2 separate regions of the Homo sapiens genome follow, and region 1 is linked to region 2. Evidence: read pairs that join two places in POLR2A ChIA-PET (ENCODE). Cell type or tissue: PC-9. All regions are shown on one strand. Links, peaks and the distances in the headings refer to the core of each region. The heading gives the core; the rest is flanking DNA. Region 1 overlaps GRB10 (growth factor receptor bound protein 10). Region 2 has its middle 170 kb from the start of COBL.

Region 1 (2,915 bases), core at 322-2,821, 870 kb after region 2:
TGCCTTTAACTTCATTCCTTCCTTCCAAGATGAAACTTTCCTCAAGATTCCAGTCTGGCTGCAGGAGAGGAGGGTAGGGTCTTAGGATAACAGAACTACCCTGGTGTCAATTCCATAGCATGTTAATCTGTACCATTTTGGCATCACTTCACACTTTGACCCTGCTGTACATTTGTTCATCTTGTTTATTCCATGATTTAATAAGGTTAGTTTCCCATGGCCACCATCCTCCCATGACAGTTTCTGAGGAGGTGCCTGGGAAGGGACGTAACTGCCATGAAAGGGAGCAGTGCGGCCTCTCTGGGCACACGCTGTTCTAGAGTATGCTGAGTTCTTCCCGCTCCACTTGGAACCACTGTGTTCACACAGTGAGGGAAGCGACTTTTCCCTTTCTGGGGGACAGTGCTGCTATGTAAGATGCTGTGAAGGAGGCGTGTGCGTACGTGCATGTGTGTGTGTGTACGTGTCCACAGCGGGTGCTGGAGGATGGAGTGTGTTTTCTTCCCTGCCTTCACGTGTAATTCGGTTGACAAGAACTATTCCATGATGTGCGTGCGGGCTTCAGTGTGAAAGATGAGTATGTACGTACAGTCTTGCTGTGCATCACGGCCTCTCCCACAGTACACAGCACCATCTTTTCTGGCAACCAAGTTTGATGTCATCAAAAAGCTTCTATCTCCTTCCATCTCTGCACCTTCTTGGTCATCCCCCTCCTCCACCTCTTTCAAGTTCTTTCTCCTTTGTCTTTGAATATTGTCTCACTTGTTATAGTCTTTACAAGAGTTGAAATTTCTCAATTTAAGGGCAAAATCATTTGCTAAGAGTCTTACGGGCTCATTCCTTAACATCTGGTTGATGCCAAATTCAAAAAGTATATAAAAATAAGTATTGACCTGAATTCTTCATGCTGTATATCTTAAGACCTCTTATGCATTTGGTAATGCATTAAAGAGAGATTTAAATTTAGTTTCCTTCCTGACCTCATCTTTATTCATAATGTTTAAAGAAGAATAGAAAGTTGAACAAATCTTCCATTTGGTTGTAAAGCTACCATGAATTTCCCACCTGTTGCGTCTCACACGTGATGCTTTGCCCCTGCAGAGAGGTGCTTGGAAGACCATGAGCTGGTGGTCCAGGTGGAGAGTACCATGGCCAGTGAGAGTAAATTTCTATTCAGGAAGAATTACGCAAAATACGAGTTCTTTAAAAATCCCATGGTGAGTCTTACCTCTTCAGGTTTGGGGTTTGGGACTCTTGAAATCTTGAAGTTTATACTTGGGTTTCATAGTATCAGATTAGAAAGTGACTGAGAGGCATGGTGTAGCATATGGGTTTGAGAATCAGAGTTGTAGTTTAATGAAGCAGTCCTTGCTTGAAACCCAGTCTCATGCTTCACTAAATGTGCGTGGGACTGGCTGAAGGTAGAGGTCTCCTTCTTCACATAGACACAGTGTAAAGGGGGTTAGTCTCTAAGACAGGAGCTGGGAGAGGCTGGGTGTTTTCTGTTATTTTGAAAGTTCTCAGTTGAACTGATCAAACACTTAGCAGAAGAAAAACTCATTATTCTCTGCAAATAGCAAATATATTTTGTGATCATACGTGGAAGAATGACTAGAGAAATCAGTGCGATTGGTTGGTGTCTTGAGCTGGTCACCTTGATCTCTCTTTTCTTTCTTTGGGAGAGGCACTTGTCCTGTGAGAGGCCAGGATAGGGAGGGCACCTCCTAGCTCCTGGGGCACTCGCTGTCATCCTGAGTCATGGGTCAGAGCTGCATCAACTGGGGAGAAGACCCAGGGCCATTTCTGACTCTGATAATGTAGCTGCTTTTTTATTCCAAAGTAAGAAATTTGAAGACTGTTTTTGGGGAATGCAGCAGAACAGGCTTTTCTCGTGACTGGGCTTACCTTTTAGTTTCAGGAATTCTTTATCTCACGCTGTGCACTTGTGCCACTGGGCTGGGACGCTGGCATCGCTCTTTGCCATGGAGCATGCTGTGAGACATGAATCCCTTAGTAAACATAGTTGGTATTCCACACTAGTACCCAGCATTTCAGGAAACAAAATACAACCTTTTGAAGGAGGTGTTTCTTCTGTGTGATAGGAGAATAAAAAGGACCGCCATTTTAAATACAGGTGTATGTAATTATACTGGTAGGAATAGTTTTAAAATTGACATATCTATATGACATACCTTCCCTCACTTTGAAGCTAACCTTTTACGTATTTGTTTTTTCCCATTTTCTTAGAATTTCTTCCCAGAACAGATGGTTACTTGGTGCCAGCAGTCAAATGGCAGTCAAACCCAGCTTTTGCAGGTACTGGGCCACAATAGATCTCTGCTGAAATAGACTTTCTGAATAGAAATCCTCTTGGAACTGAATGGCAGCATTGTAAAAAACCTAAAGAGATCGCATCTTTCACCATTTATAACCTTGGCTCTTAAGCCGGAGGGGTGGTTGGGGGGAGGGTTTAGAGTAACCAGAAATTAAAAGTTTCCTTGGAAAATCTGTGTGTAGCTGGGTTCCTTCTAAGCCAAACAGGCACTTACACGATGCCCTTGCTCTGACTTAGAAGAGTCCAGTGATGCCACTGCTGAGTGTGGGCCAGGGGGTGCATGGAGAAACCCCAGTCTCAGGGCTCCCTCCCCAGCTCCTTTCTGAGCAGGGGTCCCAGGTCAGGCCACCGCCTAGCTGCTTGGAAATCTCTGCAGAAGCACAGAGTCTATAGTAAAAGATGATCGGGTTACCACAACAGACTTTTAAAAGTAACTTGCCATATATTACAAATAAAGAAACCTGCTTTAATTGTCCTGATTCATAAAGTCTGTTCTAAGAAAACCTGGTCTCTCCCCACCTCCTCTTCCAGTGGAGGGAGCCACCAGGGCCTCTGTGCCCAGCTCTCACACACACTCCTC
Region 2 (2,915 bases), core at 233-2,732:
TATAGTTTTCACTGAAAACAAGCTCATGAACATAGAGCTGAAAACTCATTTTTTCTTGCTTATCTTCCCTAGAAAGTTCATATCATGTCACAAGCAGAGCTGTAGAAATATAACTGAGGTGGTTTTGGAGGAAATACAGCATTTTCAGGAGACCAAATATTTTTCTCTGCAAATGTGCTAAACAATAGTCAATGGTGTTCATAAAATAACTTCACAGTGATAAATGTGAATGGTCCCATTGTAAACGTTGCATTGAGTGAAAATGTTGGCAGGAGTGGTGGGACTTGGGAACTCTTTCTAAGTTTTTCTTTATCATAAGAGTAAGTTTAGAAAGTTGGACAAGCAGGTAGGTAATTGCATGAATAAATAAGATTCCCAAAGATCCTTGGACTCAGAGACACCAAGATAATCCATGAGCATAACTGAAAAATGAGGCAAAGAGATGCAGGAAGAAGAGATGGAGAAGACATGGCACAATAACAAGAGTGCAGAAAACATCCAATTACAAAAGTGATTGTCAAAGTTCATTCCCAGGAGCACAGTGTTGTCTGAGCTGCTCAGAAGTATCCCGCCCCATAGAACGCAATAGCAACATCCTTCTCACATAAAGTCATCATCACTCAGTTAACCAAACTTTTCTTAAGTTTTTGTTGTTGCTGTTGTTTGTGTTTTGTTTTTTGTTTTTGTTTTTGCTTTTGTTTTTGTTTTTTGAGATGGAGTCTTACTCTGTTGCCCAGGCTGGAGTGCAGTGGTGCTATCTCGGCTCACTGCAACCTCCGCCTCCCGGGTTCAAGGGATTTTCCTGCCTCAGCCTCCCAAGTAGCTGGGATTACAGGCACCTGCCACCATGCCCAGCTAATTTTTGAATTTTTAGTAGAGACAGGGTTTCACCATGTTGAAACCAGACTGGTGCTGAACTCCTGACCTCAAGTGATCCACCCACTTTGGCCTCCCAAAGTGCTGGGATTACAGGCATGAGCCATTGCACCCTGCCAATTTAAGTATTTCCTCCACTACAATATTAAAACTTTTTGTACCTATTCCTGCCTCTAGACCCTTGCCTTCCTGAGTTTTGCAGCAGTTCAGCTCTGAGACCAGCTCTTCCTCCTGCAGCCCAGGGCTAGAATCTTGGTAATGCCTTTGTTTCCAGTTCCCCTTAGATTCCATTGCACCCAAGTGCTGAACCCTGCCTTACTCAATCATCTCTTAGCTGACTTTGTCATATTTTAAGCCAATGGCTTTCAATTCTAATGTTTTTCCTTATTTCTTATTATAAAAATAATACAATGTCATTGCTGAAAATCTGCAAAATACAGAGAAGCACAAAAAAGAAAACGTTTGAATCACCTCCAGGGAGAGCTACAGTAAATATTATCTAATTTTCCAGTAATTTTCTGTATATTTTTGTAGAAATGAGATCATGTAGTGTGAATATACCATGTAATAAACATTTTTTTTCTGTTCTCACTCTTCTGCCACAGAGCTTCATGGTAGACTATTATGGATTCTAACTTTTATATATGTGCAAGATGTACTTACTGGATCCCTCTATGTGATAATTTAGTATGTTTCAGATATTTCACCATTACAGATCATGCTAAAAATACTCCTTTATCTCCTTTAATGTATCCATCATTCTCTGCCACATACTTTAAAAAGAGAGTCAACATCCTCTGCTTCGGAAGGCAGAGAATTGTATTGTTAGGAATATTTTTGTAAAAGAATTTGGGAGAGTTGTTAGTATAAATGAATAATGTTTTTAAAGATGTTGGAAGTAGAGTAAGTGTCAGCTTGTTTTTGTGCTGCTATAACAGAATAGTATAGATTGGTTAATTAATAATGTACATATGTTTACTTGGCTTATGGTTCTGAGGCTGGGAAGTCCAAGATCAAGGGGCCCCATCTAGCGAGGGCCTTTCTGCTGCATCACAAACATGACAGAAGGCATCATATGGTGAGAGAGGGAACCCATCCTTTTATAAGGAGCCCACTCCCACAATAATGGCATTAATCCATTCATGAAGGCAAAGCCCTCATGACCTAATCACCTCTTAAAGGTCCCACCTCTCAACACTGTTGCAATGGGGATTGAGTTTCCAACATATGAACTTTGGGAGAGGTGTTCAAACCATAGCAGCAAGCTTTATTCATTTACTTCTGTATCTCTTAAATGAACTGTCTCATTCCTCCAAAATGTTAAGAAATATGAGAAACTCTTTACAATAGCCAATATAGATGCAATTAGTAACAGCTATTAGGTAACTTTTCTTTCCCTCTGCACTGGCTATTGCTTGTACCCCCCAGAAAAAGCCAGGGAACAAGAGAGGGTCAATACAGACAGAAGAACATACAGACAGCTGGAGGGGAAAGGCCGTTTATTCCAACTTCCCTCATTATTCATAGAATGAGACTGAGGTTCAAAGAGAGAAAGTGACTTCCCCGAGATCAAGAGGGAATCCCAGCAGAAACAGGAGCTTCAGACTCCAGTGTCCTGAATAAAATCTTTCCTTCTCTATAATGCTGGCTTTGTCAAAGCCACATCCACTGCTCACTCCGCAGAAAGACCATCAGCATGAGTTGTGCATGAAGTCAGGGGAAGTTTATTAGACCTACAGCAGTGGGGAAGAATACCAGCTTGCCTGAGTCTTAAAGGTGTTGGAAGGAGAAGAGGGATTTTGACAGGGTCTGGGAGACTGGCCTCAAGGGGTCTTTCAAGGTGGAGGACAGATTGTAAATGAGTGCTGTTCATGATTTAGGATTGGGGAACACAGCAAGGTGAGCATTTTAAGCCCTTCTTTATAAGTAAACTACTCCTTGATAAGCAAAGGAGTAGTTTGCTGACTAGACTTGAGAGAATAGCTATTGTCCAGATGAGCAAATTCTTTTCCCGTAGAAATTGGTTTACAGGAAGTTCC

Evidence for each region. ChIA-PET counts read pairs that join two places held together with the same protein. Peaks named below come from ENCODE experiments on the same cell type or tissue, not always from the same donor. Only the 100,000 strongest peaks of a DNase experiment are listed, where the experiment ranks them.
Region 1: POLR2A ChIA-PET joins it to region 2 with 7 read pairs; 2 of 35 experiments call an interaction of 5 or more read pairs at or near these places.

Annotation. Positions count from the first base shown.
Region 1 is chr7:50,617,472-50,620,386 of GRCh38, reverse strand. It overlaps GRB10 (growth factor receptor bound protein 10), which reads left to right. Exons shown (of 19, transcript NM_001350814.2): 9 at 1,102-1,217; 10 at 2,248-2,316. Among named protein-coding and RNA genes, the nearest start is that of DDC, 54 kb to the right of the region's middle. In PC-9, for the core only: no CTCF peak of the experiment used is centred there; a DNase peak (open chromatin) is centred at 1,876.
Region 2 is chr7:51,487,347-51,490,261 of GRCh38, reverse strand. No RefSeq gene overlaps it. Among named protein-coding and RNA genes, the nearest start is that of COBL, 170 kb to the right of the region's middle. In PC-9, for the core only: no CTCF peak of the experiment used is centred there; no DNase peak of the experiment used is centred there; H3K27me3 peaks cover 2,500 bases.